Linked DNA regions of Homo sapiens: all the other regions are linked to region 2. The links are chromatin loops, found by intact Hi-C in ENCODE. Cell type or tissue: mammary epithelial cell. All regions are shown on one strand. Links, peaks and the distances in the headings refer to the core of each region. The heading gives the core; the rest is flanking DNA. Region 1 overlaps DNAJB11 (DnaJ heat shock protein family (Hsp40) member B11). Region 2 holds the start of LINC02043 (long intergenic non-protein coding RNA 2043). Region 3 has its middle 30 kb from the start of EIF4A2.

Region 1 (10,981 bases), core at 70-8,069, 230 kb before region 2:
CTTTCCCTTTTGATTGCCTCTTCTCATTCCTCATTTCATAGAGCTTTGTGGGACATGTATGTGGTATGTGGGCCTAAAAGACAAGGGATCATCCTGGACACACATGTGCATGTGTGGGGTTACCTACATGCAATTACGTTGGAGATTGGTAGTTATTTAATTCACATCCATGTTTGTCATAAGGCCTTTTATGAGCTTTTTCTTGAAATATGCTCTTTAAACGCTAGGAAAGTAACATTTTTTTGTTAATGGAGTCATTTGTTCATTCTTTCTTCAGGTATCAAACAGCTACTGAAACAAGGGTCAGTGCAGAAGGTATACAATGGACTGCAAGGATATTGAGAGTGAATAAAATTGGACTTTGTTTAAAATAAGTGAATAAGCGATATTTATTATCTGCAAGGTTTTTTTGTGTGTGTTTTTGTTTTTATTTTCAATATGCAAGTTAGGCTTAATTTTTTTATCTAATGATCATCATGAAATGAATAAGAGGGCTTAAGAATTTGTCCATTTGCATTCGGAAAAGAATGACCAGCAAAAGGTTTACTAATACCTCTCCCTTTGGGGATTTAATGTCTGGTGCTGCCGCCTGAGTTTCAAGAATTAAAGCTGCAAGAGGACTCCAGGAGCAAAAGAAACACAATATAGAGGGTTGGAGTTGTTAGCAATTTCATTCAAAATGCCAACTGGAGAAGTCTGTTTTTAAATACATTTTGTTGTTATTTTTTTCATGACTCCTGTTTCTTCTGTGAGCTATTTGGGTTGTCCTCCCATCAAGCAAGATGGATGCACACGCATGCAAAAGAGTGATATAGATCCAGTCCCCATGCCCAATTACACATACGGCATCTGCTAGAAAGGAGCTTGGAAGAAACTGAATGGTTGATTGGGGTCCATGAATGAAGGTTACACAAAGATCTAATTGTCCTTGAAGTATATTTTCTCTCATTTAATTTGGGAATAATAATCTGATATGGACACTTTACTGTTTAGAAAGCACCTTTCATGTATATAATTTCAGTTGACCTCATGGTTAGAAAGCCTTTGGTTTGTTTAGGAACAAGGACTACCACTGGTTCTAGAAAAGGAATTTAGAGTTGCAAATTATGTTTGCTCATCTCATGGCACCCAATTCAGATGCTATGTGACGAGTACATTTGACTTTTGAATCTCCCTCATTTTCACATATATAGTCACATCACACTCTACTTTTCATGTACTTTGGACTTTTTGTCTCTGCTAGTGAGTATTTCAATTCTGTTTAACAACTGATGTTGCGTATTGTGTGTGGAGCTGCCTTCTAGCCATCAGCATAGTTCTAGCAGCATCCCTGCCTTTGGGCTATACATACCTTAGAAATCACCAGGCGTGGTGGCTCACACCTATAATCCCAGCACTTTGGGAGGCCGAGGCGGGTAGATCACGAGGTCAGGAATTCAGGATCAGCCTGGCCAACAGGGTGAAACCCCGTCTCTACTAAAAATGCAAAAATTAGCCGGCCACGGTGGTGGGCGCCTGCAATTCCAGCTACTCAGGAGGCTGAGGCAGGAGAATTGCTTGAACCTGGGAGGTGGAGGTTGCAGTGAGGGGAGATCGTGCCACTGCACTCCAGCCTGGGTGACAGAGCAAGACTCCATCTCTAAAAAAACAAAAAATCAAGTGAAACCACACAAATACGTATGTAAGTTTAGTGGACTTTTTGTACCTGTAAGATTCATTATGTACTGAATTGCCTCTAGTTGAGCATTTCTCAGGAGTGATCATCATTTCCTTTATATATCAGCCCCGGAGAAGTCTTGATCATTATTTGCACTTACTAATCCCCATTTTTCCAAGATGTATGCAAGGGTCAGTCATGATACTAAGAGCTAGAGCTGCTAGTCTTGGTGAGAAAGACCCCATAGGGATAATGTGTTTCCTACAAAGAAGAATGTTAATGGGGCTTTGTCACTCCTGGGCTTTGTCACTCCTTTTTATCCATTGTCTAGATTGTCGTGATTTAATAAGTTAAAGAATATTCTTTCATTATTGGACTCTGAGCTTCAGGTAGCTTTAAGTGCTTTATCTGAGGCACATTGTAATTTGGAAAGATTTATATTAAAATTCCATAGATTTTCTTAAGAAGGGAAGATAAACACCATAGAGGAAGGATGCTAGGTAATTAATGTGGAAGAACAGATAATAGTGTCTTCAGTTCTGCAAGGAAAAAAGCCATTCCAGGGAGCTATGCAATGAGGCTGAAAGGATGCTTGGCCTGGAATCAGATTTAATTTCTATGACTGAGGAAGCTTGTTAGCCTCAGTTTTCTCATCTGCAAAATGGAGATAATGAAGGGGGATATTTTTGTGCTTGGTCTTTTATGCATCTTAAACATCTTTTTGGGCTACTCAGAGATTTATTCACTTACATATACTCCTGCCCCTTAGCTGCATTCACTATTGGTTAGGTGCTGGATTGCCAAATCCTAGATGGATGTTAGTGCTCAGAAATCACTGAAAAGGGAACAGGATTTGGAAACTTAAAACCTGTTTGAAAAGGTCCAATGGGTGTTACTAGAAATGGGAATGGAAAGATAATTTTATTCTATTCCTTGAAAAAAAGCTGCTGTTGGCTCCAGTAGCAACCTTTACCATGAACAAAAGATATCCAAGGGCTCTGAAAGATAAGCAAGAGAAGAAGACACCACTTGGTAAGTGTTCACTTTTTAAAATTCTAGTATTTTAGTCACTGAAATTGCTCCAGGACTCACAGTGAAGGGTTGGACACAGGTCACAGGCAGTGGGCACCAGTACAGCTTCCGTCATGAGTTTAGATGTCAAAGAGCCCCGACCCTTTCTTATTCCATTAACAGAAATGAAATATTTCTGAGTGGTATAACTTTAAGCACAGTTCCTCCAACAATGCAGCCAGCCTGAGAATGACATAATTTGGGGGCAGTCTCATCACACTGAGTGTCAGTGAAAACCCTCTAGAGCTGCATAGTCCAATCTGGTAGCCACATGTGGCAATTGAGCACTTGAAATGTGGCTCATCCAAACAGAGGTGCTATGAAGCATAAAATACACACTGGATTTTGAAGACTTAGTATAAAAAAAAAGTAAAATGTCTCAATTTTATATTGACTACATGTTTAAATGATAGCATTTTGAATATAACTGGTGAAATAAAATAGATTATTAAAAACAATATATTACTAAAATTCACCTGAGTTTTTTTCACTTTTTAGAATTTGGCTAATAGGAAATTTTAATTACGTATGTAGTTCACATTATATTTCTGTGGATTGCACTGCTCTAAGAGTCTCGCCCAGGCTGTGCCAGGTCACTCAACAGAAGTTGACTAGTACTTTGGGATAAAGGGCCTCATATTTACTCCTATTCAGTTACCTCCCCCTCACTCAGTTGGCCCAGTGGTCCAGTCTGTTACCATGTTTTGGGATCCTCCAATTCAGGCATTCAGTATGAGCCTCTCCACCTGATGTTATCTGTGCACTGTATTGACTGAGACATAAGATTTTCATCTAAACAGTGAATAAAAGCACTAGCCAAAGAATTGAAGTCAACTCTTAGTTAGATTTTGCCACTGAAAGCTTGCTCCAGGTTGACAATCATCTGAACATCAGGGTAAAGTCGTATCAACCTCCATAAGAATAATTGATTTTGCATCTAGCCATATTTCTTTATCTTGTCCACACAGGTATGCTGAGAGATCTTGTTGAAATCCAGTTAGACAACAGCCTGTTAGGAAATGAGGTGTGTCTGTTATGACACTCTTCGTGAGCCCATACTGGGGCCTAGGGATCTTCACTTTCACATTTAGGTGATTTTCTCAGTATTCTGGAATTGTCTCCAGTCCAGAAGACAGGATTTCCTTCAAAGAAAGTGTTTCTTATCATCAATCACCTCTTCCCTCTTGGACTTCCATTTCCTCTTACTGATGTTCACTTTACCCTTTTATATTGAAAACATCATTTTTTGACAGAATATAGAAACAAAACGGGAGGTTTTATGTACCATAGTGTTACCATGTGCATGCTCTAGAATCACACTGATCAGATTCAAATTCCAGTTCTACCATTTACTAGTTGTGCCTTAATTTCTCCCTCTGTAAAATGGTGATAATAACAGTACATGTTTCATAGAGTTGTTGGTTGATTTGACATTTACAACTGGAATGCCTCTCTTGGGATAGGCAGTTCAAAAAGAACAAGTTAATAATATATGTTGCACAACTGAGGTTTGGGAGGCTTATGATTTTTTAAAATTTTCCTTCCCTCTGCAATGCATGATGTTTGTGTGAAGGTGGCGCTAAAATAATGCCGTGAGAGCTATCGGCTCTGGAGCCCCAGACCTGTTTTTTTTTTTTTTTTTTTAAGCCATTTTCTAGCTCTTGCCACTAAAAATCAGGATATTAAGTAAAACAATAATAATTATAATTTTCAATGCAAACTCAAATAATAATGCATTTAACTACCCTCCTCTTTTAGTCTCCCTTAATCTTAACGTAGACAAGGCAGATGCCATACAGGCTGGATTTTGATTTGGAGCCTGATTCTGCCAAATAATAATAATAATAAATTAAAGGATGGTTTCCGAGAATTAGTAACAGTTATGGAAGCCACTGCAAGGGGCCAAATTAGGTGATTAAGAACAAGGCCGAGCACGGTGGCTCATGCCTGTAATCCCAACACTTTGGAAGGCCGAGGCAGGCGGATCCCCTGAGGTCAGGAGTTCGAGACCCGCCTGGCCAACATGATGAAACCCCATCTCTACTAAAGATACAAAAATTAGCCAGGTGTGGTGGCACATGCCTGTAATCTCAGATACTTGAGAGGCTGAGGCAGGAGAATCACTTGAACGTGGGAGGCAGAGGTTGCAGTGAGCCAAGATTGCGCCACCACTGCATTCCAGCCTGGGTAACACACCGAGACTCCATCTCAAAAAAAAAAAAAAAAAAGCAATCATGTAATTAAGTCTTCTGTGTTTTCTACCAGTTAGGTAACATTAAACCAGAACAGGAAATGTGATAATGTTTTCAGCAAGGTGTTTGATGATTCATCTTGTGATATCCCCTGGAGATAAAATAGAGGCACATAGTTGGATTCATAACTCACTAGTTACTGTTGAACATACTGTTGATTAATGGCTCAATGTCAACCTGTAAAGGAGAGAAGAGAGTCTTTGCTGGCACAAAACAAAGCTATGTTTTCAGTCCTGATCTGTTCAATAGTTTTATTGTCAGTGAGCATTTCAGGAAGAGCACTTAAAACACCAGGTGCCTACTGTGTGTAAGTCACAGAGTTTTCACAGCTCTTATATGTTTGTCATTGCAATAAGTCCTAGGAAGGGGCAGGACGCATTAAAACTGACCAGATAAGCTTTTGGCTGTTGTACAATGTTTCAAGTGGGAAAAAGCAACTTAACCTGTAAGAACAGGGTTGGGGTACACCAGCTTCATCAACAGCATTGAGAGGGAAGCATGATTTGACAGTAATGCTATCACGGTGTCATTTGAATTGATGTCCCCCAACATAATCACAAAGGGTCTTGCACTTTGTGGGCAGAGTAACTGTAACAAAATAGAGTCAGTAGAACAAAAAGTATAACCACCAGGGCCATTATAAGAAGCTGTAAGTCTTCGAAATATGAGTTAAATGCCTCTGTGTTTTCTGGTAAAGAAATGTTGACATTGGTGGGAGCAAAGGTCTTCCTCTAATTCTCAGCAACTGGTAGAGAAGAAAAGCAAGGGCATCACAAGAAGCAAGGGGAGAACGTAATGATAACACAAGGGTGGTGTCCTGGTTACTCTTGTCATTGTCATATAACAAATTATCCTAGCATTTACTGGCTTAACGCAGCAACATTTGTTTTTTTCTCACAAATCTGCAATATGAGCTAGACTGATGGAGACAACTCCTTTGCTCTACTTGGTGTCAGCTGGGACAACAGCTTGAAGGCTGGGTCTGGAGTCATTTCTACTCACATGTCTGACAGTTCATTCTGGGAGGTGGGAGGACTCAAGCAGCTGGGAACTGGAAATGGGGAGACTCCTCACGAATCTTTATCTCTGTGTGGTTTCTGCAGCATGGTGGCTATACATAGCTGGACTTCTTACATATTGGCTCAGGGCTCCCAAGACACGTTTCCCAAAAGGAAGTGGAAATGGGTAGAAGCTTTAGTTCTTCTTATGACTTAGCCTCATAAGTCGTGCAGCATCCTTTCCATCGCATTTTCATTTATGGAGGCAGCCACAAAGGCTCATCCCTCTTCCTGGGGAGGGGAATTAGACTGGACCTTTCAAGAAAAGAATCTTTAAGGTTCTGAAGGATATGTAGACCTGCAAATATTGTTGTGGCCATTTTTTGGAAAATACAGTTTGCCCCAGGTGATCAAATGAGACAGCCATACAATTAGCAGCTGAGACTGTGGAACATCAGAACAGCCATGGAGGGGCCACATAGTGCTCACAAAAGGCAAGTGAATTCAGAAAGAATGAGGTGACCATTTGCAAGTCCATGAGTACCAACCCCTATCCCTGCCATCAAGGAAGGAAAGCATTCTCGCAGCTGGAGTTTCAGGGATGAGATCTGAGCAAATGTCACACCATTCTGGCCCCTAGGATTATCCCTTTCTCTGCTGGGGTGCCTGGGAAATGTGGATTACACATCGGTGATATTAATGAGAACATGAGAGATGCTGATCTATGGACACTCGAAACTGAGAGGAATGTCAAATGACAGATCTGGTTTCTCACTATAGCTGCCAACACCTCTCAGATCCCAGTTCCAGAAAAAGAGGACAACTATCTGTTTTTTTAAACCTAATAGTATGAGAAAAGTCTCTTCAAGTAAATTGTATCTTCTACTACTCTACAGGACTCAACATAATCATCACTGAATTTATTTCTTCTGATTGCCAGGCACTGTGCTAGGTGCTGGGATATATAAGAGAGCTTTTTAACATAAAACGCACACACCTAATTAGCCAGCAAGCAAGACAAACAAAGGCTGAATCACTGGCCAGTAAGAAATCTTAAATATGTTAGTTAAACATGGAAAGTTGAGTTCATTTACCACAGAAAGAACACTTACAATTAAATTATGACAATGGCCGGGCGCGGTGGCTCATGCCTGTAATCTCAGCACTTTGGGAGGCCAAGGCGGGCGGATCATGAGGTCAGGAGTTTGAGACCAGCCCGACCAACATGGTGAAACCCCATCTCTACTAAAGATACAAAAATTAGCTGGGCACGGTGGTGCATGCCTGTAATCCCAGCTACTCAGGAGGCTGAGGCAGGGGAATCACTTGAACCCGGGAGGCGGAGGTTGCAGTGAGCCGAGATCACGAGATCACGCCACTGCACTCCAGCCTGGGCAAGAGACCGGGACTCTGTCTCAAAAACAAACAAACAAAAAAATGACAGTAAAACATGTTTCAACAGTCTATGCAATAAACAGAGAAGGAGGCCACACTCTGCATTGCCTGCATTATCCATCACAGGATTTTTGCCCTGGGCCTCACAAGCCCAGTCTGTTGATGAGCAAGTGGTTAAAGCTATGTCCCCTTCATGTGTGGCCATTGCCTTTGTAGGGGGCATTTTGAAGACATTGAAGAAGAACGTAAAGGATTCCTCGATTTTTGATCCACTTAGATGGTAAAACTGTAGATAATGAAAGAGATTTTAGAACTCAGAACAAGACCTTTGAGAAATTCTCTGTGAAGCCCATAAGAACAACCTAAAAATAGGCATTTCTACTTGCTATGGTTTGAATTTTAGCCCCCTCCAAAACTCATGTTGAAAATCCCCGATGTGGCAGTATTGAGAGGGGGAGCTTTTAAGAGGCGATTGGATCATGAGGTGATTGCCTTTGTGAATGGATTAATCTACTCATGGACCAGTGAATCAATAGGGTTGTTGGCTTTTATGAAGAGAAAGAGAGGCCTGAACTAGCATGCTCAGCCCCCTCACCATGTGATGCCCTGCACCATCTGGGGAGTCTGCAGTGTCCTCACCAACAGGAAGGCCCTCGCCAGATCTGGCCTCTTGAACTTGCACTTCTCAGCCTCCATAACTGTAAGAAATACATTTTTTTATTTATAAATTATTCAGTTCCAGATATTCTGTTACAAGCAACAGAAAACAGACCAAGACACTTTTTTTTTTCTCAGCTCATTGCAACCTCTGCCTCCTAAGTTCAAGGGATTCTCCTGCCTCAGGCTCCTGAGTAGCTGGGATTACAGGCACCCACCACCATGCCCGCCTAATTTTTATATTTTTAGTAGAGACAGGGTTTTGCTATGTTGGCCAGGCTGGTCTTGAACTCCTGACCTCAGGTGATCTGCCTGCCTTGGCCTCCCAAAGTGCTGGGATTACAGGTGTGAGCCACCTTGCCCAGCCCCAAGACACTATTGATGTGATATTTGAAGGCACTGAACTTGAAACTCTAGGGAAGAACTCAAACCAGCTCATCTGAGCATGTATGTGCATACAGAGAATTTGATCAAGGAAGGTAATGCAAAACTGAGCTGTCACAAACTATCACAGTACGTGGTTTCTAAAATTTATTTCTATGGTGGCCTTTGAAGCACAAACCTTAGGAATTTTCAAGCCCAGACTTTTATCAGCATGGCTCACTTCTGAGAGGAACTGGCTGAGCTGAGAAGTAGCCATAGGCTACCAGCCCTGAGTGTGGTGTCTCTGGAATTCTGGTGATATGAATCCCACATGAATATGAATCCCAGAATGATAATAAAATTTTGGACACTGTGGCCAAACCGTGGATAATTCCTGGATCCACTCAGTGCACAGATATCATGTTGTCTTTTATTTAACTCTTGCTATAGAAACTGAGAGCCCCCTCAATTACATAGACCTAGGTCCAGGAAGGAAACACACTTAATTGACACACCGCACAGTTGTCCAGAAAGCAGTATGTGAAACTGCAGTCTTCTCATTGGTTTGCTCAAACATGATTGTGCTTAGCTCCGAGTCTACAGTTCTAAGTCCAAGTGCTGGCTCTGCGGTGAGACTGGATTTAAATCCCTTCTCTTCCAATTATTAGCTCCATGACCTTGAACAAGTATGACAACCTCTCTGAGCCTCCTCACCCAACTCATATTGTGAAGATTGAACAATATGATATATTTAAAGTACCTGGTATGTAACAAGCACTCATTAAATATTAGGTATTATTACTGTTATATAATAAATGTGACTAAACTTTTTGAACCAATTTGCATCTCTGTTAAGACATATTTTTGAAACACTAACAAATTTCCCCAATGTCAAACAGTGTAAAACATTCATTGACCTGCACAGGTGTGGATTTCTGACCCCGTGACACCCTTTCCTTGGGAAAAAACCAAGAATGTCTCCGCTGAAGAATATCTGCAGAGAATACATGGAAACCAATCCTACATTCTCAGCCTGCTCTAGGCCCAGAAAAACAGAAACTGCTATGAGGGCTATTACTAAACATGGAAAGAGGGAAAGATAAAACAGCCACAGAGCCTCGGGAGAAATGAGAGCAGACATCTCAGGAGCTGGCCTGAGACACGCCACCTGGCAGAGTGTTTGTATAGCAGGAAGCCTCAGACCTCTGACCTTCACTGCTAGAGATCTGGCAGTCCAGAGTTACAGCGCTTGGTGTGACCCATTGCCTTTCCCCACCAGCACTAGGGTAACCAGATCATCTCTGTTTGCCTGGGACTTTTTCTGTTTTAGCACTGAAAGTCCCATGTCCCAGAAACTTCTCAGTCCCAGACAAACCTGGACAGTTGATCCTTCTAAGCCCCAGCATGAAAGGTGCTGCTTGCATGGAAGCCCATGCAGCTCACGTCATTCAGAACTGTTATGAGCAAGTGCAGAGTGATGGCTGAAGGCACAGGAGGGGCTAGAGCTAGGCTGAGTTCTGAGACTGTCTCATGAAGGAGGAACTCATGAGAGCTGTGCATGGAGACCAGGTCGGGCTGCACCATAGCACAACTGTCACCCGGGTGAACACGTGCCAGGGGAGGGCCAGACCAAGGCAGAGCCTTCCCAAGCTGGTTCACAGATTGGCACACACTGAAAACAACATTCTACATTGCACATTTACGCAGGGGACAGGGAGAAAATAATTTTGTTTGGTACAAGTTGTATATGCACCCTCTTCCTTTATATTAAAGATAAATTATTGCATGTGCTGACTATATGATAAAAACATAAGCATAACTATAATTGGCTTTCATTTCCATTTTCTGTTTATTTTAATGAATAATGTTAAACACTTATACATACTAAGAAGATAGGCTACTTACATGGTTATGGGCTTAAAGGCCTCTGGGGAAAAATATATATAATATATTTATAAATAAATATATATTATATATAAAATATAAATATGTAATATAAAATTTATATATAAATATATATAATATAAACATTGTATATTATATAAAATATATATCATATAAACATTGTATATAATATATATAATATAAACATCATATGTTATATATAAATATATATATTATATATACATTTTGACAGAGTCTCACTCTGTCACCCAGGCTGGACTGCAGTGGCACAGTCATGGCTCACTGCAGCCTTGACCTCCCAAGCTCAAGCCATCCACCCATCTCAGCCTCCCAAGTAGCTGGGACCACAGGTGCATGCCACCATGCCTGACTAATTTTCATATTTTTTGTAGAGACGAGGTTGTAAATATCTTTAAATTTTTTTTTTCTAATCGTATGTTGGCAAAATTCTCCCACTTTTGTTTGCTGTATTCCTTTAAAAATTTATTATTATTTTTAAAATACTGTTTATTAATGTTTTTATATAGAGATGTGGATCTCACTATGTTGCCCAGGCTGGTATTGAACTCCTGGGCTGAAGCGATCCTCCCGCCTCGGCCTTCCAAAGGGCTGCGATTACAGGCAGGAGCCACCGTGCTCAGCCTGTTTGCTCTATTATTTTTTAAATTTTTGTTTGTCTCTTT
Region 2 (10,981 bases), core at 700-8,699:
AGGAGCCAGTGCCTAAAAGGGGATGAGACTCTAGGAGCAGAATGCAGTCTCAGGGGTATCCAGGCAATGGTGGGAGGGTGGTGTCCATGATTCCAAGATCAGGAATACTGGGAAATATCAGTACCTCACATCTGTCTAGCACTTTACAAAGCTCTAACATATAAATATTATCACCTCAGTTCATTCTTACACCACCCTACAATACCTATCAACCTTTGGGAATTGTTAAGCATAATAACCCTATACACTGGGCAAAGCATACAGGGACCTCAGGGCCATGGGTGAGAGGAAGGACACTGGGAGCCAATGAGGGATGTAGAGAGAGGGCCTTTCAGAGATAACCAGGCAGAAGAGGACATTGTACCAGATGATGGAGTCAGCTAGGGCTTGGGCAGGGAAGAGAAGAGCGTCACTGATGGGTGAGACACAGCAGCACAAGAAGCTGAGGAGAGAGGCAGGTACTGAGGTTTAGGACAAGCTCCTCAGCTGTGGCATGACTATCTGTGATCGGGAGGTGTAGGGAGACTGCGGGGAAAGATCAGGCCCCACCCAGAAGAGTGCAGGGGCAGGCAGCGGGGTGGGTGGGAAACAAGGCAAAGCCTCAGTCCTGGCAGAAATCAAGGCCACTGTCCCATCCTAGCAACGGGGCAACACGTGGCAGTCACATCGGGAGTAAAAGGTGAGCCCAGGAACCTTGAAAATCACAGAGCTGCTTCGAAGTGAGCACATTCAGTGATGATCTGGAGCCTAGCCTGGGAGAGTCAGGGATAGGGTGGAAGGAAATAAGACTGGGGGCAGGTAGGCCTCAAATATTGGGCTGAAGGGTTTGGCTTTTGTGCTGTTGTAGGCAATGCGGAGCCCCTGGAGGCTGAGCTCACAGATGGCTTTCTTTGTAGACCTGAGACAACACGCGAACGAAGAATATGATCACTGTCCCGGGAATGTGTGAGTTTTCCTCCACAAACTTACACAGTTTGGGCTCATTTCTCTTCTTTTTGCAACACATAGAAGACTGGAGAATTTGGTGGGCATACTGATACTGCTTAACTCAATATGAACAGAGCTGGCTGTTAAAACTTGGTTGGACCCTAATCAAAGTATGCAGGGAACTCAGTAGGATGGGCTGGAGAAGTGGGAGAGGATGCCAGGACCAAGTGAGCCAGGGACTGAAGCAACTTTTTCTGAATGTATGAAAGAGAAAAGAAGAGCAAATATATATATGTAAATACGTGGTAACAGCATTTTATGTGTGTGGTGGCCTAGTTCCTTTAATACTTGCTTACTCAAATAGGTGTATATATAAAATAAGTTAAAATTGTTTTTCATTTGAGTGCTGATTTTTTTTTTTCCTTTCAGCCTGAAATAAGTCTCTGTGTGAAACATGCAAAAATTGCTGGCTTGGGTAGACACTACACACGCACACAGGCACACACACATTTTAGAGACAGGGTCTTACTCTGTTGCCCAGGCTGGAGTGCAGTGATACAATCATAGGGCCTTGCAGCCTTGAACTCCTGAGCTCATGCAATCCTCCTGCCTCAGCAAAACATTTTGAGAGTTCATGCAGATTACTGATTTTCTAAGCTTACTACAAGGTATTTTTAATTTTTTTTTAATTTAAGTTTTTTTTCTTTTTGAGAAAGGGCTCACTCTGTCACCCAGGCTGGAGTGCAGTGGCACGATCTTGGCTCACTGCAGCCTCTGCCTCTCAGGTTCAAGTGACTCTCCTGCCTCAGCCACCCAAGCAGCTGGGATTACACCATGCCCAGCTAAATTCTGTATTTTTAGTAAAGACAGGGTTTTGCCATGTTGCCTAGGCTGGTCTAAAACTCCTGAGCTCAAGTGATCTGCCTGCCTCAGCCTCCCAAAGTGCTGGGATTACAGGTGCGAGCCACCACGCCCAGCTGGTATTTTTTATTTTTATAAGAAAGATACTTGGCTGGGCACGGTAGCTCATACCTGTAATCCCAGCACTTTGGGAGGCCAAGGCAGGCAGATCACGAGGTCAGGAGATCGAGACCATCCTGGCCAACATGATGAAACCCCATCTCTACTAAAATACAAGAACTTAGCCAGGCATGGTGGTGCGCACCTGTAGTCCCAGCTACTCGGGAGGCCGAGGCAGGGGAATCGCTTGAACCCGGGAAGCGGAGGTTTCAGTGAGCCGAGATAGCACCACTGCACTCCAGCCTGGTGACAGAGCAATACTCCATCTCAAAAACAAGACAAAACAAAAAAAGAAAGATACTAATTCTCTCTCAGTGATTATTAGCAACTCTGATTCCTTTTGGCCCTACATTGGTTTGGAAAAGAAATACACACTTCAGAGATACACCAGTCTAAATGTACAAGTTTAAACTCTGGTTCACAGAGCAAAACTTTGCAAAAGGTCCGGATGTAGCCCAGTAACCTAGATTAATCTTGAGACTCCTCCTTTCATGAGACCTAGTTTGCTAGTGGGGCAGATTAGGCAGAAATTAGCCATGCAGTTCACCACTCACGAGGCAGCAGCAGTAGCATGGTGGTGAAGTGCTTGATACCCTGCAGATCCAGGTTCAAGAAAGACCAGCTTTGTCCTTTTGGATAAGTTACCTTATTTCAGTGCCTTAAATACTATTTATTTATTTATTTAGAGACAGGGTCTTTCTCTGTCACCCAAGGTGGAGTGCAGTGGCATGATTTCCGCTCACTGCAACGTCTGCCTCCCAGGCTCAGGTGGTCCTCTCACCTCAACCTCCTGAGTAGCTGGGGCCACGGGTGTGTGCCACTATGCCTGGCTAATTTTTTGTAGAGATGGGGTTTTGCCATGTTGCCTAGGCTGGTCTTGAACTCCTGGCCTCAAGCTATCTGCCTGCCTTGGCCTCCCAAAGGGTTGGGATTACAGGTGTGAACCACTGCGCCTGGCCAAATATTTAATCTTTTGTTTTAAAAAATGGAGGTGACACCTTCTAGTCTCCGTATGAAGAGTAAATGAGATGGGAGAAGCACAGCACCTGGCTCAGAGTAAAGTTTCACTAATGTTAGGACAATGGTACTGGCCAAGTTTTCTCTAAAGGATAAAGCCCGAACTCAGCCCCTCAGACAGTGAATAAGAAGTTTCTTTTTTTCTTTCTTTCTTTCTTTTTTTTTTTTCTCGAGACGGAGTCTCGCTCTGTCGCCCAGGCTGGAGTGCAGTGGTGAGATCTCGGCTCACTGCAAGCTCCGCCTCCCGGGTTCACACCATTCTCCTGCCTCAGCCTCCCAAGCAGCTGAGACTACAGGTGCCCACCACCACGCCCGGCTAATTTTTGGTATTTTTTTAGTAGAGACGGGGTTTCCCTGTGTTAGCCAGGATGGTCTCGATCTCCTGACCCCCTGATCTGCCCACCTCGGCTTCCCAAAGTGCTGGGATTACAGGCGTGAGCCACCACGCCCGGCCAAGAAGTTTCTTTTCTGTATTTTTACTTTTTTTTATTTTTTGAGACGGAGTCTCGCTCTGTCACCCAGGCTAGAGTGCAGTGGCCCAATCTCGGCTCACTGCAACCTCCGCCTCATGGGTTCACGCCATTCTCCTGCCTCAGCCTCCCAAGTAGCTGGGACTACAGGCGCCCACCATCACGCCTGGCTAATTTTTTGTATTTTTAGTAGAGACGGGGTTTCACCGTGTTAGCCAGGATGGCCTCGATCTCCTGACCTCGTGATCCGCCCACCTCGGCCTCCCAAAGTGCTGGGATTACAGGCGTGAGCCACGGCGCCTGGCCCAAGAAGTTTCTTTAAGGCAGCTCCAGCTTTTTCAGTCAAAGTGAAATGGTCCTGAAATTTGCATATGCAATGTTTACCTTTCTTTTTCATTAAACGAGAGAGGGAACCAAAACAAAAATACAGTTTGACCATTTAAAATGTTGGAAGAGCTGCCAACTTGGTAGCACTATCTAGAGTGGCTCCATTCTGCCATCTAGTGGAAGGGAAAAGACAAATTTAGACCAAAATACTTCCATCTTTAATTTACAAAAAAGTGTGTTCTTTTGTTTTTTGTTTTTTAAAGTTGGGGTCTTGCTCTGTTACCTAGGCTGGAGTGCAAGCAGTGTGATCATAGCTCAACAGCCTGGAGCTCCTGGGCTGAAGCCATCCTCCCACTTCAACCTTCCTGGTCACTGGGATTACAGGCATGAGCCGCAGCACCAGGCTGTGTTTTCTGATTAGCATAATTTAAATTATCTACTAAATTTGCTCGTTAATAGATTCACTTTGTAAAGAAAAACCACACAGTATTCTAAACACTAAGCAGTAAAACTAAATTTCCCAAAACATTTATATTTATAAACTATGAATTTCAAAGATCTGCAGAGGAAAGAGAGAACGTTCTTGAGCTCTTATTATCATAAATTTTCCTGCCCCTCCCTTTCCCGTTTATATTATCCATTTCTACACATACTCTTTACGTTTATTTTGGCACATAGACTGGGAGAAGCCCAGAGTCTCTGAGGATTATATCTTTCCCAAAATACTGAGCAAAATCAGTGGGTGAGTAAGATCATTCCATTCATTTTTCAAAAATGTACACTCACTTAAAATGTTGATGTATCCGGGCATGGTGGCTCAAGCCTGTAATCCCAGCACTTTCAGAGGCTGAGGCAGGCGGATCACAAGGTCAAGAGATTGAGACTATCCTGGTCAACATGGTAAAACCCCGTCTCCACTAAAAATACAAAAATTAGCTGGGCATGGTGGTGTGTGCCTGTAGTCCCAGCTACTTGGGAGGCTGAGGCAAGAGAATCACTTGAACCTGGGAGGCAGAGGTTGCTGTGAGCTGAGATCATGCCACTGCACTCCAGCCTGTTGACACAGTGAGACTTCGTCTCAAAAACAAACAAACAAAAAAGTTGATGTAACCAAGGTATTTGTTAAGGCCTGTGTGCTTGAATTTGTTTTTTGCTGGTGTATGTATGCATGTTTGCTTTGTTTTGATTTCTATGGACATTATCTAGGTATTTATGATGATTTCCATTGCCTAGGATGAAGACATCTGCAGCCAAAACTCCCTGAAAAGTTAGTAACAGTAGCATACCTGAAGTGACTGGTGCTATTCTGAGGCTGTTACTCTTTTTTTGAAACAGGGTCTTGCTCTGTCGCCCAGGCTGAGCGCGATGACATGATTTCGGCTCACTGCAGCCTTGACCTCCCAGACTCAAGCAATCCTCCTGCCTCGGCCTCCCAATGTGCTGGGATTACAGCACAGGCCACCACACCCGGCTAATTTTTAAAGTTTTTTTTAGAGACGGGGTCTCCCTATGTTGCCCAGGCTGGTCTCAAACTCCTGGGCTCAAGAGATCCTCTTGCCTTGACCTCCCAAAGTGTTGGGATTACAGGTGTGAGCCAACACATCTGGCTGGTTATTACTCGTATTACTAGCAAATGTTATTTATTGAGTTTCTATGGTGTACTAGACACTGTTCTTTTTTTTTTTTTTTGAGATGGAGTCTCGCTCTATCCCCCAGGCTGGAGTGCAATGGCACAATCTCGACACACTGCAACCTCTACCTCCCAGGTCCAAGCGATTCTCCTGTCTCAGCCTCCCAAGTAGCTAGGTTTATAGGTGCCCGCCACCATGCCAAGCTAATTTTTGTATTTTTTTTTAGTGCAGACAGGGTTTCACCATGTTGGCCAGGCTGGTCTCGAACTCCTAACCTCAGGTGATCCACCCATCTCAGCCTCCCAAAGTGCTGGGATTACAAGCGTGAGACACCCTGCCTTGGCCAGACACTGTTCTTGATGTACATTTTGCTAATCCTTCCACTAAATCTCCAAAGTAGATATCATTGTCTTCACTTTAGAAATAAAAAAATGATGCTTATGACCACCTACCAGCAAATCTTGATGCGCCAGGGACTGGGGGGAATAATCATTGACTAGCTGGCTATTATGAGTCACAGTTTCCATTCCTGCAAAATGAGAATTTTTTTGACTTAGGGGTGGGGTGTTCTCTAAGCTTTTTGCCTGATTCTAATTCTTCTGCTAGAAGCTGTGGGTTTACAGAGGTGAAAAAGATAGCCCTTCCACCAAACATATATTCTATTATATATATCTTATCTATATATATTATATATATTCTATTATATGTATCTTATCTATACATATTATATATTCTATTATATATATCTTATCTCTATATATTATATATATTCTATTTATCTTATCTCTATATATTATATATATTCTATTATATATCCCTTCCACCAAAAATATATTCTTTTATATTAATAAAATATAAACCCAGGGTCCAATGGAAAAGACTTAAGGGCAGACACAGAGTGGGATGTGGTTTGTGTTAGGAGAGGGCTGAAGGGACATCATGGCAGGCATTTGTGTGACCTCCCACAAAACACCCTCCTCCACTCTGACCTCACTTTGTTCTTCCTTCCCTTTGTCCTTATTATTTCCTTTCTGCTTCTCTTTCTTTTCTGTCTCCCTCTGCCCTGCCCTAGAACGGTGCCTTTCTAATTGTGGGTTATAACACATTATTAGTAGGTCATAAAATCAATTCAGTGGATGTGGACCAGCATTTTAAAAAGGGAATTAATAGAATATAAACTCCTTAAAAGGCGTCACTCATACTCAGGATAATACTGCTGTGTAAAATTTGTTTTAATATGTGTCAGCATGTGTACACTGTGTCAAGATGTAACACTTACATCCTATTTTAAGACCCTGCTGTAGACTAAACCAGGACCCCCATGGTGCTCCAGGCGTCCCCACCCTCACCTGTGGCACCAGGAGCTCCTGCTGTCACTGGCCCAGCTGGGTCCTGTGTCTTTCTCTGCGTTGTCAGGGCCTGCGCTGGCAGTCCACCTACAGGGAGGTGGAATCCGGGGCTTGACGGCACTGGGAGGATCCTTCATCTTTCCAGGCTCAAGCAAATCCTCGCCTGGAGGCGGGGAATGGGCTAGATGACCCCTGAAACAGTCCAGTCCAGCATCTGAGAGCTCCTCTGGGTCCAGCCCTGTGCCGCCTTTCCACGCTTCCCTGCAGGGCCCTGGGGAGAGCAGAGAAAGCAGCTGCCAGCTCCAGGCAGTCATTTTACCCCAGGTGCCACTTACCCTGCGGAGGGGCTGGAACCAGCTAATCATTTTACCCCAGGTGGCACTTACCCTGCGGAGTGGCTGGAGCTTCTCAGGTTTTTCAGTTCCTGTGTCACCTCCCAGCCCTGCCCACCACATGCTGTGGGTGTCTATGGCTGACGAACGCCCCTGAGCCAGGCCAACCCCCAGCCTCCCAGTGGGTGGCTCTGTGGTCCCTGGCAGCCCCGGCATCATCCGGAGCACAGAGGCCATGGACACTCAGGGGATGGTCAAGGTCGTAGCTCCCTCCGTTCTTCCGTTCCTCCCTCACAGAGCTTTCAGCAAGATAGATGGTCATTCTTCTGTCCTCACTGCTCCCGGCATAAGGGGACCCCAGGGCTGGATGACTTCCCTAAAGAGGAATCTCTCAGGGTTTCCTGCAGCCGCTCCCAAGTCCCGTCTGGAGGATGAAGGTGGCGGACACATCCCTGACGCAGTTTCTCCTCTGCCCTCCACCCCTCACCCATCCCACCTCCTGGACTAGGAACTCAACCAGGACTTGCTTCAACCTGAGAAGATGGTGTCCAGCCCCCTTGGAGCCTGCCAGCATCCGGCGGGATTTCAGAGGGGCCTCCAGGGAGGCGCTGCCCAGCTGCCCCCAGTGTTGCTCACACAGCCCCCACTGATCTGCTCTGGGGAGGCCACGGCCCCAGAACGCGGCTTGTGGGGGGCCTGGGGCAGCAGGCCGGGAGACGTCACTTGTCCGCTGCCTGCTCACCCAGATAACTGCAGCTCCCTCCACTGCCGCCTACAGCCCTCCCGCCATGCCTCTGCCCAGAAGGCCCTCCCTCTCCAGTCCTGTCCGCCCCTCAAGGCCTGCCCAAACCTCCCTGAATTCTCGCCTGAGCAGACACTTTCCTAGCACGGCTCCCGCCGCGTGGATTACTCAGCCGAGCCTCAGTCTGGGGCTGCCCTGTGCTGGGAGCTTTATGCAGATGCTCGGCTCCCTACCCTGGCTTGTGAGCCGTGTGGCGCAGAAACCGCATCTCACTCAGAGCGAGGGTAAAGAGCAGCAGGGCTGGAGAAGCCAGCTGCCCTGCCACAGGCCAAGAGGACTTGGCCAAGTGACCATTGCTGTCTGTTTCCCCAACTGTAAAGGGGGCTGAGACCCTTACAGGGTTGTGAGGCTTAAACTTTGACAAACGCCTACCATCCCACCAGGCACAGGGCAGTTGCTGAGTATTTGGCGGTGGCTGCTGTTCCCCACAGTGTCCAACACCTCCCGGGGATGTAACAGGTGCACCACGGGCAAGACTGATGGGTTTATCAGTTCACTGCGGAGAGAGGCAGGGATGGATGCACTTGCTTGTTCCTCTTATTTTCCCTTATGGGGAGCAGTGACACTTGGCAGAGGCTGCCAGGGAGATGGGAAATGGACATTAATTACGGGAAAGAAAAGGAGGCAAGAAGGGGAGGAGGGTGGGAAATAGACAGGGGAGGAAGAAGGGACGGAGGCATGGTTAGAAGACAGGCAAGCAAAAAAGACGACTGTTTTCTTGGACGAACAGGGAGGTAGGGCCATGAAAAGCATGTGGACGCTTCTTCTCAGTGAATTAAGGCATTTCAGCGCTGGAAAGAGCCTGAAAAAATCAGACTCCCTTCACAGCCCAGCGGAGTGCAGGCCCTGGGAGAGCAGGAGTTAGAGATGGGGAGGACCCCGCCTGCAACAGGCACTGCCTGCTACACCCTGCCATGGGCAGAGGGGCTGTCCTCCCACCCCAGAGAGGCCCCATCCTTTCCTTTCTTTCCCCAAGGCTGCTCCAGCAGGGAGTTTAGCTCCATGGACACCTTTGAAGGCTATGAAGGTGCAGAAGACATGGAAAAGGTGAGCAGCGCTCTGAACGTAATTTCTTTCTTTCTTGTTTATTTCATCTTCTTCCTCCTTCCTATTCATCAGCTCCTCCTGCCTACTGTCCCTCGCCTCCATCCCTCTCCCCCTCTTCAGGATTCTCACCCATAAGGACCTGGTTAAGCCAGGGAACCGAGGTCACTAGTCCTCAAAGTGGCTCTGACCCTGCTAGCCCGGCATGTCCCCACGTGGCTGTCTCCTTGGCGGTGCGCTGGTGTCCGGTCATAACTGGGGCTCCCGCTGAGAGCCCCGTGGCCCAGGTGGGAGGGCTGGGGTGGGCCTCAGCCTGCCAGCGGAAGTCACCACATTGCCCGGCCTGGCCACAGCCTCCAGCAATAACTCTGAGGGTGCACCCGTCCCCCCCCCCGCCCCCCCTTCCAGCTCGCGGGGCCTTTTCCAGTTGGATGACAGTCACGAAACCTGTTCCTCCAAATCCGCTTTCCTGGAGAGGAGAGAAAGCACCCAGGGAGAAAAAGAAGAACGCGATGAGGAAGCAACGTGAGTGTGAGCGAGGAAAACTAAGCGCCTCTGTGGGCCACGGCGTCTCTGACTTTCTTCTCGGAATTGCAGGGCGACCGGCAGCACCAAGAAGGAGCGTGCTGGGGCGTCCACGCCGGCTGACTCCTGCGGGGGCGACGGCTGGTTTCCAGGCGAGGGCGCGGCGCCCGAGGACCTCCACCCCGGAGAGCTGCCCTCCCTGCGGTCGCCCCGGCTCCCCGGCTCCAGAGCGCCCGCATTCCCGAGAGAGGCGATGTGGGGGCCCGGGCCCTGCCCAGCTACGCAGAAAGCAGCCGGGGCCGCGGCGGCGGCAGAAAGGGGACGCCCAGGGCCGCCTCCCGGGAGCCCGAGGGGTGCCCTGCGTGCTCGTCTAGCTCCCGCCGCCCGGCGAAGGACCTCGCGGGACGGGGACCCCTAGTGCGCCTGCGCGAGCGCGGCGGGCGGAGGCAGACGCTCGCGGAGGCCACGCCTCCTAAGGCTCGGCCGAGCCTAGGAGGAGCCGGAGCTGGCTCGGGGCTGCTCCCACCCGCCAGCGCCGGCTGCCCAGCCTGGCAGTGGACCGGGTGTGCAAGCCACTTAGCACCTGACAGGTTAATTCAGAGGGGGTGGTTCCAAGGTAACTGCTGAGAGATTTACGTTTGGATTTGTTAGTTTAAAAATTAGTTTTCCAGTTACCCGGGCTGGAGTGCGATGGCGCAATCTCTGCTCACTGCATCCTCCGCCTCACAGGTTCCTGCAATTCTCCTGCCTCAGCCTCCCGAGAAGCTGGGATTACAGGCATGTGGCACCACGCCCGGCTGATTTTTGTATTTTTAGTATAGATGGGGGTTTCACCATCTTGGTCAGGCTGGTATCGAACTCCTGACCTCAGGTAATCCGCCCGCCTCGGCCTCCCAAAGTGCTGGGATTACAGGTGTGAGCCACTGCGGCCTGCCGATTTTCAGAATTTTCGTCAGAGGTTTGCATCTGTTTAGTTTTTTAGTTATCTTCAGACTTGTCATGTTTTCTTTTCATAAGTTGCAAATTAACTTTTCTGTTTTTAATTTTTACTTACTTAGTTTTAAGGTGTATTTACTTTCAGAATTTCTTAGGTTTAACATTGCTGTCAGTCAGGGTCCAATCACTGAAATAGACCCCACACCAATTATTTTAACAGAAAATTTAATATAAGGAATTGTCACACAACTATTGGAGAACTAAAAAGGCAAAAAAAAAAAAAAAAAGGATGATATTGAGATATCATGGAGATTTCAACTGCAAGAAGCAGCTACTACCTCAAGAGCTAAGGGAACAAAAAGAAGTTGGAATGATCAAAACTCAGAAGTCTGAAGATGGCCCCAGGGCTGGGGTTGTTCTTTGCGGAGGAGACACTGCTCAGAGCCTGGGGTCTGGGAGCTGGATGCAGAACTCGGGAGGGGACATGGCCAGCTCGTGCTGGTGTCTCTGAATGGGCATCATCAGGCTGGTTATGGGAGTGCTGGGAAAATGACAAGCTGGAACCAACTGCTGCTACTGACACCACCTGTCATTCTCAGAG
Region 3 (10,981 bases), core at 1,188-9,187, 69 kb before region 2:
AGTGATCTGGTAAGTTTCAGTTTATTGACACTATCTAGGAAGCCTGATGGTTGGATGCCTGAGAAAGAAACTGAGCAAAGACAAATGTAACTTCCTCAAGTTTCAAGACTGGGAGGATCAGTTTCTATGTTTATTCAAAAGAAGCCATAAATATCAGTTCTATGGGACAATTGGACCAGTTTCAGAGGTATATTAGGAGAACACATTCTATTGCTTTCAAATGCACAGCCAGGCCCGGCAATGCGACTGCATCTGAGCATCTTCTAAGAAAATAAAGGCTGGCCAGGTGAGGTAGGTCACGCCTGTAATCCCAGCACTTTAGGAGGCCAAGGTGGGTGGATCACCTGAGGTCAGGAGTTCAAGACCAGCCTGGCCAACATGGTGAAACCCCGTCTGTACTAAAAATACAAAAATTAGCTGGGCATGATGGCGGGTGCCTGTAATCCTAGCTACTCAGGAGGCTGAGGCGGGAGAATCGCTTGAACCCGGGAGGCCCAGGAGGCAGAGGTTGCAGTGAGCTGAGATTGCGCCATTGCACTCCGGCCTGGGCAACTGAGCAAAACTCCATCTCAAAAAAAAAAAAGAAAGAAAATGATTAAAGGCTGTTCCTGTCCTCAATGTCACACTTTAGAGAGAAGCACAGACACATTAAAAAATATATAAATCAGCATAAAAATTCCAATAGTAGAGGTGTGTTTAAGCTGCAATGAAAGCATAGAGAAGGAAGAATCAAGTCTGAAAAGCTGGAAGAAGCTAAGAGGGCAAAGACCTATCTCACACAGCATCATATTCCTAGGGCCCAGGCACAAGGCCTAACAAAAAATTAGTGCTCAATAAATATTTCTTGAGTTGAATTGAGTTAAACTGAATTTGTTCACAACACAGCGTTTAGCCCTAGGAATGCAGCATTAACAACACAAGCCGGGTGCAGTGACTCGCAGCTGTAATCCCAGCACTTTGGGATGCCAAGGCAGGAGGATCACTTGAGGCCAGGAGTTCAAGACCAGCCTGCGCAACATAGCAAGATCCCATCTCTACAAAAAATAACAACAACAACAACAACAAACCCAGATGTGGTGGCATGTGCCTATACTCCTAGCTACTCAGCAGGCTGAGAAGAGAAGACTGCTTGAGCTCTGGAGTACAAGGCTGCAATGAGCCATGATTATGCCACTGCACTCCAGCCTGGGTGACAGAGCAAGACCCTGTCTCTGAAAAGAAACAAAAATGAAAAGGAAAAACCAGACAGTTCACGCCTTTGCTCAGCTTACAATCTAGTGCAGCTCTTCACAAATTTTAGCACCAGAATCTTCTAGAAAACTTACGAAAACCGGCCGGGTTCGGTGGCTCACGCCTGTAATCTCAGCACTTTGGGAGGCTGAGGCAGGTGGATTACCTGAGGTCAGGAGTTCAAGACCAGCCTGACCAACATGGTGAAACCCCATCTCTACTAAAAATACAAAAATTAGCTGGGCGTGGTGGTGCATGCCTGTAATTCCAGCTACTAGGGAGGCTGAGGTAGGAGAATTGCTTGAACCTGGGAGCCGGAGGTTGCAGTAAGCGGAGATTGCTAACTGCACTCCAGCCTGGACAACAAGAGCAAAACTCTGTCTCAAAAAAAAAAAAAGAAAAAAAGAAAACTTATTAAAACCCCAATAGCTGGAGCCCATTTTCAGAGTTTCTCATTCAGCAGGTCTGTGGTGGGGCCCTAGAATTGGTATTTCTGACAGCTTCCCAGGAGATGTTGGTGCTATTGGTCTGGGTTGCATACTTTCAGAGCTACTGGTCAAGCGCAGTAGTTCTCAACCCTGGCTACTCATTGGAATCACTTGCCTAACTTTAAAAAATACCTTGCTAGAAGCATCAGCCCAGACCTATTAAAGGTAATTTTAATGTGCAGGTCAGCATTGAAACCACTGATATGACAAATAGGAGTAGTTAATATTATTTGCTTGCTTGCTATGTAACAGACACCACTTGAAGATCTAATACATATTATGACATTTATGAAACCCATTTTACAGGTGAGAAAACTGAGGCTCAGAGAAGTGAGATAAACTGGCTAAGATCATATAAGGCCAGCACAGTGGGTCACACCTGTAATCCCAGTATTTTGGGAGGACAAGGTGGAAGGATCGCTTGAGCTCAGGAGTTCAAGACCAGCCTGGGCAATATAGGGAGACCCTGTCTCTACAAAAACAAAAAAAAATTAACTAGCCAGGTGCTGGTTGGGCACAGTGGTTCACGCCTGTAATCCCAGTACTTTGGGAGGCCAAGGCAGGTAGATCGTCTGAACTCAGGAGTTCGAGACAAGCCTGGGCAACATCTCTACTAAAAAATGGTCGAGTTTTTTTTTTTTTTTTAACCCATTTCTACTAAAAAATACAAAAAATTAGCCAGGCATGGTGGTGCGTGCCTGTGGTCCCAGCTACTTGGGAGGCTGAGGTGGGAGGATCACTTGAGCCTGGGAGGCAGAGGTTGCAGTGAGCCAAGAGCGTGTCACTGCACTAAGGTGTGGGCAACAGAGTGAGACCCTGTCTCAAAAAGAAAAAAAAATTAACCAGGCGTGATGTACAGTATAGTACAGGTGTGTGCCTGTAGTCCCTGCTACTCAGGAAGCTGAAGTGAGAAGACTGCTTGAGCCCAGGAGGTTGAGGCAATAGTGAGCCTTGATTGCACTACTACGCTCCAGCCTGGGTGACAGAGCAATACCCTATTTCAAAAAAAAAAAACAAAAAAAAACCGCCCAGGCGCAGTGGTTTCATGCCTGTAATCCCAGGACTTTGGGAGGCTGAGGCGGGCAGATCATGAGATCAGGAGATCGAGACCATCCTGGCTAACACGGTGAAACCCCGTCTCTACTAAAAATACAAAAAAATTAGCCGGGCATGATGGCGGGTGCCTTGTAGTCCCAGCTACTCAAAAGGCTGAGGCAGGAGAATCGCTTGAACCTGGGAGGCGGAGGTTGCAGTGAGCCGAGATCGTGCCACTGCACTCCAGCCTGGGTGACAGAGCAAGACTCCATCTCAAAAACAACAACAACAACAACAAAAATTCACATAAGCAGGTGTTAGTAGGGGAGGTGGGACTGAACCCAGGTATCTCTGACAACAGAATCCATGCTTATAACCATCAGATGTCAGCACCACATGGGCCTCACAGAAACACAGCCCCTGAACTGCCCCTGATTTGAATATTGAATGATGAGTAGAAGTTCTCCAGGCGGGGAAAGGAGGAAAAGCATTTAAATACTGAGCTCCACACCTCTGGGAATGCCGAAGGAGAGGGAGGAAGTTAGAGGTATACTAGGAAAGATTTCTGAGCTGGGTAGGAGGGCAGGACGAGAGGATCACTGTGGCCCACCTTCCTCCAAGAGCCTAGAATTGTAGAATGAGGCAATCTAGAACCTGATGGCTGCTTTAGTTGTAGAAACCTAACACGGGACCAGGAGGAAAAGGAGAAAAATAGGAGCACTGACATTTGCTCGGAGTTGCACTGAAAGAATAATGAGCATATGCTCATTTACAGCATTTAGTTCTTTTTCGAACATAGACTGCTTGGTCCTGAAATTTTATCCGTCTGAAAACAACTGTATGCTAGTTATCATGCTCTATAAATATTCACAGATAAGAGCTAGGAAAATGTAGGGCGGAGGCTATCCATATTTATTCATTTCAGTGTTAAAATCCATGATTAATTTTTCTCCACGTTTCCTGATACGTGTATTCTTTCTTTTCATATGCTGGTTTATATTATATACTTTAGTGTTTAATGTGGAAAATTTAGAAAATACAAAATAATGCAAAGAAGGAAATAAAAACTATTGTAATCTCACTGGCCAAAGAAAACTACTGTTGAAATTTTGGGCTGGGTGTGGTGGCTCATGGCTATAATCCTAGCACTTTGGGAGGCTGAGGTGAGAAGATCGCTTGAGCTCAAGAGTTCAACACCAGCCTGGGCAACACAGTGAGACCTCACCTCTAATTTAAATAAATAAATAAACAAGGCCAGGCGTGGTGGCTCACGCCTGTAATCCCAGCACTTCGGGAGGCTGAGGCATGTGGATCAACTGAGGTCAGGAGTTCAAGACCAGCCTGGCCAAAATGGTGAAACCGTATTTCTACTAAAAATACAAAAATTAGCCGGGTGTGGTGGTGAGCGCCTATAATCCTAGCTACTCAGGAGGCTGAGGCATGAGAATCGTTTGAACCTGGAAGGCGGAGGTTGCAGTGAGTGGAGATCATGCCATTGCACTCCAGCCTGGGCACCAAGAGTGAAACTCCATCTCAAAAAAAAAAAAAAATTTAAAAATTTAAAAACTAAATTAAAAAAAAAAAGAAATTTTGGTTATGACTTTCCAGAAATGTTTTCTCCAAGTGTATGCATGTATTCCAAAAACAGAATCAGGCTGTAAATACAATATGTAATCTCTATTTTTCACTTGATATATATTGTGATCTTTTTTAAGTCTTTAGATTTGACTCTTATAAATTATTTTATAATTATAAATATGTGAATGCCTTTTAATAATGATGCACTGCCGGAAAACTGCAGTGGGTAAGAAAAGTCAGTCAGTATGGTATTTGTCATTGCTATTATTGTGCTGTCCTGTGGCTGCCGTCATGAAGTGTGGATCCATAACATAGGTGGAGACTCATCTGTGAGTCATTAGTAGCTGACTCAAGAGGAACCAACAGTGTTTACTCTCTGAATAGGTGTTTCTGCATTTGAGAGGTGATTCAACTTACATTTTTAATCTTGTTCGAGTGAGTAAGGATTCTTTGTGAACTTGGAGCGCTGGTAGAGTGCTTTTCCTCATTGCTAGTAAAATAGGAAATGGAGGGACTCCACGCAGAACCCCCTTCCCAAGTTTACCTTTCCTCCTTTGCAGGGAACTGCTGCCTCCCAGAGGATAAATGCGCAGGTGAAGGTCTTAATGGGAAGCCCATGGCCGCTGGGAGAATGTGTTTCTCTTCTTAATGAATGCATTTCCCTCCTTTCTTTTTCTTGTTCTTACAGGGTTTCTGTGTAATTTCAGTGTGTCTAAGAGTTTTCTTTTCTTTCCTTTTCTTTTTTCAGTTGGAGTCTCGCTCTGTCCCCCAGGCTGGAGTGCAGTGGCGCTATCTTGGCTCACTGCAAGCTCTGCCTCCTGGGTTCAAGCGATTCTCCTGCCTCAGCCTCCTGAGTAGCTGAGATTAGAGGCGTGCGCCACCACACCCGGCTAATTTTGTATTTTTAGTAGAGATGGGGTTTCTCCATGTTGGTCAGGCTGGTCTTGAACGCCCAACCTCAGGTGATCTGCCCACCTTGGACTCTCAAAGCGTTGGGATTACAGGCGTGGAGCCACTGCGCCTGGCCCAATTTTTCTTTTTTGTGCAGTATATTATTGTTATTTTAGGGATTCAATTCTTCTATGTCTTAGTCTTTTTTTTTTTTTAATTGAGATGGGGTTTTGCTATATTGCTCAGGCTGGTCTCGAACTTCTGAGCTCAAGAAATCCTCCTGCCTCAGCCTCCCAAAGTGCTGGGATTAGAGGCATGAGCCACTGTGCCCGGCGTATTTTAGTCATTTTAAATGTGTTCCTTTCATGTTCTCTTTTAGATAGTCTTTCCATTATCCGAAATTCACAACCATGAACCTGGCTGTTTGTTGTTGGTGCTGACTCGCAGGCATGGTAAGTCGTTTCCATGTATGTCTGGAGTATAAGTTCATCGGTAGCAGGGCTTGGTTTTTCCTGAGAGAATTCACTGTGAGAAAGAGTCTTGGCACGTCTGTTCTCTGTTGACACTTGCCGAGAGTCTTGGAACGTCACTGGGCTTGTACACATTTCTGTAAGTTCTCATATTAGAGTTTGGGGTACCACATAGGTAAAAAAAATTCAAACTCTAAACCCCTAGGAGAAACTAAACTCTGAGATGTTAACAGTGAGGGAACATGGGTGAGAGGAATATGGAGAAACTCTGTGTACTACCTGGCAATTTTTCTGCAAACTTACAGTTATTCCAAAATAAAAAGTATTTTTTAGGCCAGGCATAGTGACTCATGCCTGTAATCCCAGCACTTTGGGAGGCCAAGGAGGGTGGATCACTTGAGATCAGGAGTTTGAGACCAGCCTGGCCACCATGGTGAAACCCCGTCTCTACTAAAAATACAAAAATTAGCCAGGCGTGAGGGCGCATGCCTGTAATCTCAGCTACTCGGGAGGTTGAGGCAGGACAATTGCTTGAACCTGCAAGGCAAAGGTTGCAGTGAGCCGAGATTGTGCCACTGCACTTCAGCTTGGGCGACAAAGCGAGACTGTCTCATATATTTATGTATACATAAATATATATGTATAAATATATATATATACATATATATATATATTTTAATGAAGCCCCTAGATTACTAAAGCCAATTCAACCCTTAGGTAGTTTGGAAGGAAAATAAATATCCCCAAAATCAAAGTCAAGCTGGGAACTGCGTAGAGCAAACCTGCCTCCCATTCTATTCCTAAATAAGATAGCTACAAAGAGTTTAAAAAGCTACATACCTCCCTCACAATCTGCCCACCAGGAAATTCCCTGTGGACAAAGTACAGGCTGAACTCAAAGTCATCGCTCTGCTTACATGAGACAAATGCATATCTGATTGCTCCCTGTGCCCTGCTGTTTCATTAAGCCAGACTAAGACATAAGTGATGATTCCTGTAAATTGTGCATTCAGTGAAAGACTACTCAGAAACTCAAAAGAAACCATTTGTCTCTTATCTACCTACGACCTGGAAACCTCCTCCCTGCTTCGAGTTGTCCCGCCTTTCTGGACTGAACCAATGTACATCTTACAATGTACATCTGACATGTCTCATGCCTCCCTAAAATGTATAAAGCCAAACTGTGCCCCAACCACCTTGGGGCACCTGTTGTCAGGACGTCCTGAGGCTGTGTCACGGGTGCATCCTTAACCTTGGCAAAATAAACTTTCTAAATTGATCGAGGCCTGTCTCAGATACCTTTTGGCTTATAGTAGTCAGAGTCAACTTATATCCTTACTGGTCTTCACTTTCCTCCTCATTTGATATATCTGCAGATAGTCCTTTTCCCTTGCAAGCTCAGCTATGAATTTAAAATAATTTGTGTTCACCATGTTCAGTGGCTCACATCTGTAATCCCAGCAACTCAGGAGGCTGAGACAGGAGGATTGCTTGAGATGAGGAATTCAAGACCAGCCTAGGCAATATAGCAAGATCCCCATTTCTTAAAAAATTAGCCAGGTGTGGTGGCACATGCCTGTAGTCCTAGCTACTCAGGAGACTAAGGTGAGACTATAGCTTGAGCCCAGGAGTTTGAGGCTGTGGTGAGCTACGATTGCACCACTGCACTCCAACCTGGGCAACAGGCCGAGACCCTATCTCTGAAAAAGAAAAATTGTGTCATAATTTATCTAGTATTTGTGAATGTTATCAGGTCATATGAATTCACTACACATAGCCTTAATTCCACATTTTCTCTTTAACCCACACTAATCAAGCTTTCATCCCTACCACTGAATTTGTTCTAGTCAACATTACCAATAGCATCCATCTTGCAAATCCAGTGGTCATTTCTTAGTAGTCATATTAATCTTTCGTCAGCATTTACACCTTCAAGAAATCCCTCCTTGAAACTCCATATTCTCTTGGTTTGTCGCACTCTCTTCTTTTTCCTACCTCTCCTCAGTCTTCTCTGCGGACTCATACTCCTTTGCTGATCTTTAAATGTCGAATATGGCTGGGCGCAGTGGCTCATGCCTGTAATCCTTGCACTTTGGGAGGCCGAGATGGGTGGATCACCTGAGGTCAGGAGTTTGAGACCAGCCTGGACAACATGGTGAAACCCCGTCTCTACTAAAAATACAAAAATTAGCCGGGCATGGTCGTGGGCACCTGTAATCTCAACTACTCGGGAGGCTGAAGCAAGAGAATTGCTTGAACCCGGGAGGCGGAGGTTGCAGTGAGCCAAGACCTTGCCAATGCACTCCAGCCTGGGCAACAAGAGTGAAATTCCATCTCAAAAAAATTAAATAAAAATAAATGTTGAATATTTCTGGACTCAGCCCTCTATTGAGTCTCATAATTCTATGCTCATTCTCTAGGTAATGCCATCCAGTCCAGTGATTTTTAGTGCCATATATATGTCAATGACTCCCATACTGAGATCTTCCAACCTGATTTCTAATGCCCAACCCCTGTTGCAGGCTTATATATACAACTTTATATAACTCCCACTTAACATCCCTGTTTGAATGTCAGGCTTAATATGACCGAAACAGAATTCTCAGTTTGGTGTCAACAATAGTAGCAAAGAGAACAGAGAAGTGAATCACTATGGCATAGCAAAAACCTCTTTATGGGATACTAGGTAGGCTTTTGAGAACACACATGGCCCTTCCCAAGTCTAACAGTATGACACGGAAGAAAACATTTCTCTACATGACCATCAAATGTCAGGTGTACCTTCATGAGGGCCTCAATCCAGAGGTCTTTTTATTCACTATTTTTGGAGAATAAACCTCTAGCCAGAGTGGAGGAGGGAAAGCTGCCTAATTACCTGTGGCAGGGGAAGAAATTCCTGAAGTTCCACTGCGTTTTCAACAGATTTTCAACCAGCGTCCATGTTTTACTCTCACGTCCCCATGTCCAAAGGCACATGGTGCCGCCAGTTCCTTGTCTTTGGGGTCTTTCCGCAGCTTAGATGAGGTTGCTTATCAGCTTTCCTCACTTCCCTTTTAGGACTAAGCTTTCTCCCGTCTGCTAATTTTGTCATCATTTTCCCATTTGCTTTCCAATTTAAGCAACTTTGTGGGCTGTTGTCTCTTTTCCAATTTTCTTTAGTGTTTAAGTACTTTTTTTTTTTTTTTTGAGACAGGGTTTTTCTGTCATCCAGGCTGGAGAGCAGTGGCATGATCTTGACTGACAGCAGCCTCCACCTCTCCGGGCTCAGATGATCTTCCCACCTGCAATACCACACCCAACTCATTTTTTGTATTTTTTTGTAGAGGCAGGGTTTCGTCATGTTGCCTAGGCTAGTTTCAAACTCCTGGGCTCAAGGCATCCGCCTGCCTCAGCCTCCCAAAGTGCCGGGATTACAGATACGAGCCACCGCGCCCAGACTTTAAGTCTTTTTTAATAACACTTTTTACTGTACTTTAGTGAGCTTTCAGGAGAGAGTAGAAGCTAAAGAGCAATCTTCTGATTTTAACCAAAAATCAAGACTGTAATCCATAGAGACGAAATCCCGTTTGAAGAGGAGGGGCAAGGAGAAGCCAAGGTAGGGCCATGGGAGCCCTGGGGAGCCTCAAAATCCACCTAGATCCACACACTATTCAGAGTTCCCTGGGAAGCCCTGAAACCTCAATTCCCACTAATTAGCCGACAGGATTGCCCTGGGGAACTCACATCTCAGTTCACGCCAGCAGAGCACTTAAACAACTATCTTGAATAAATCCTTTAATCTCCGTACAATCCAACACCTTCCAGGCCCTATAAGAACCAAGGGCACTGCAAGGAAAGCAGCCAAAGTTGGAAAATAGGTGTCCCGCAGGCATATTTAGTAATTATGCCTCAGCGTGTACATCCATTCCTAATGATTCCTCACTGTCTACAAACACAACTGAGAGATCAGATAGAGATTGCGTACCTCTATTTTATCAGACTTAGATCTGATTAATCTAAATTCCCATATACTTATAGAAATGCATGCCCTGACTCTGCTTTTGAAACTTGGAACATCACTAGGTTCACTTTCTTTTTTTTTGAAACAGGGTTTCACTCTGTTGCCCAAGGTGGAGTGCAGTGCTGCAATCTCGGTTCACTGCAACCTCCAACTCCCGGATTCAAGCAATTCTTGTACCTCAGCCTCCAGAGTAGCTAGGATTACAAGCGCCTGCCACCACACCTGGCTAACTTTTTTGTATTTTTAGTAGAGCCAGGGCTTCGCTATGTTGGCCAGGCTGGTCTCGAACTCCTGGCCTCCAGTGATCCACCTGCCTCGGACTCCCAAAGTGCTGAGATTATAGGCGTGAGCCACTGCGCCTGGCCTACTTAGTTCACTTTATTTTTTTTAATTTTTTTGAGATGGGGTTCCGCTCTTGTTGCCCAGGCTGGAGTACAATGGCGTGATCTTGGCTCACCGCAACCTCCGCTTCCTGGGTTTAAGCAATTCTCCTGCCTCAGCCTCCTGAGTAGCTGGGATTACAGGCATGTGCCACCATGCCCGGCTAATTTTTTGTATTTTTGGTAGAGACAGTGTTTCTCCATGTTGGTCAGGCTGGTCTTGAACTCCTTACCTCAGGTGATCCGCCCACCTCGGCCTCCCAAAGTGCTGGGATTACAGGCGTGAGTTGCCGTGCCCGGCCATACTTAGTTCACTTTCAGTAGATTTTCCTTTCAATATCTACTTCAGTGAGTCTAACAGATTCAACAGTTAATTCAAAATTCGAGAAGGCAGGAAAATCACGAAGTTCCCGTTGAAGAACTCCAGAGGATCTTTTGCCTTTTACTTATTCTGGAATGAGGGAGTTCAGCCAAGGAGCATCTCCTTTGCTTTCTGCTCCCTGGGAGTTTGCCAGCTGAGTTTATCACAGCACCACCTTGTCCCAAAACTAAGTTTTGAGCTGTGTTCATATTAGAAGCACCCTGGGCCAGGCAGCTTGAGACCAGGAGTTTGAGACCAGCCTGGACAATGTGGCAAAACCCTGTCTCTAGACAAAATACCAAAATTAGCTGGGTGTGGTAGTGCACACCTGTAGTCCCAGCTACTGGGGGTTGAGGGCAGGGGTGCTGAGGCAGGAGGATGGCTTGAGCCCAGGAGGTTGAGGCTACAGTGAACCACGATCATGCCACTGCACTCCAGCCTAGGCCACAGAGTGAGACCCTGTCTTCAAAAACAAAACAAAACAAAAAAGACCGGGCATGGTGGCGTGTGCCTGTAATCCCAACTACTTGGGAGGCTGATGTGGGAGG

Evidence for each region. A loop is a pair of places that touch in the nucleus more often than their neighbours do. Peaks named below come from ENCODE experiments on the same cell type or tissue, not always from the same donor. Only the 100,000 strongest peaks of a DNase experiment are listed, where the experiment ranks them.
Region 1: it touches region 2 in a loop (17-fold over the local background); 11 of 110 quality-filtered maps call a loop at or near these places.
Region 3: a loop joins it to region 2, with 7 times the contacts of the local background. A loop is called at or near these places in 3 of 110 quality-filtered maps.

The regions. Positions count from the first base shown.
Region 1 is chr3:186,585,067-186,596,047 of GRCh38, forward strand. It overlaps DNAJB11 (DnaJ heat shock protein family (Hsp40) member B11), which reads left to right. Exons shown (of 10, transcript NM_016306.6): 10 at 278-727. The coding sequence ends at 342. Among named protein-coding and RNA genes, the nearest start is that of DNAJB11, 20 kb to the left of the region's middle. In mammary epithelial cell, for the core only: a CTCF peak has its summit at 4,304; DNase peaks (open chromatin) are centred at 3,765 and 4,935; H3K27ac peaks cover 1,909 bases.
Region 2 is chr3:186,817,701-186,828,681 of GRCh38, forward strand. It overlaps LINC02043 (long intergenic non-protein coding RNA 2043), which reads right to left and starts at 7,821. Exons shown (of 4, transcript NR_125409.1): 1 at 7,607-7,821; 2 at 6,742-7,012; 3 at 5,845-5,921. It also overlaps the pseudogene MCF2L2P1. RefSeq lists a silencer at 9,654-9,893. In mammary epithelial cell, for the core only: a CTCF peak has its summit at 3,919 (motif pointing left); no DNase peak of the experiment used is centred there.
Region 3 is chr3:186,748,450-186,759,430 of GRCh38, forward strand. No RefSeq gene overlaps it. Among named protein-coding and RNA genes, the nearest start is that of EIF4A2, 30 kb to the right of the region's middle. In mammary epithelial cell, for the core only: a CTCF peak has its summit at 4,911; a DNase peak (open chromatin) is centred at 4,702; H3K4me3 peaks cover 343 bases; H3K27ac peaks cover 996 bases.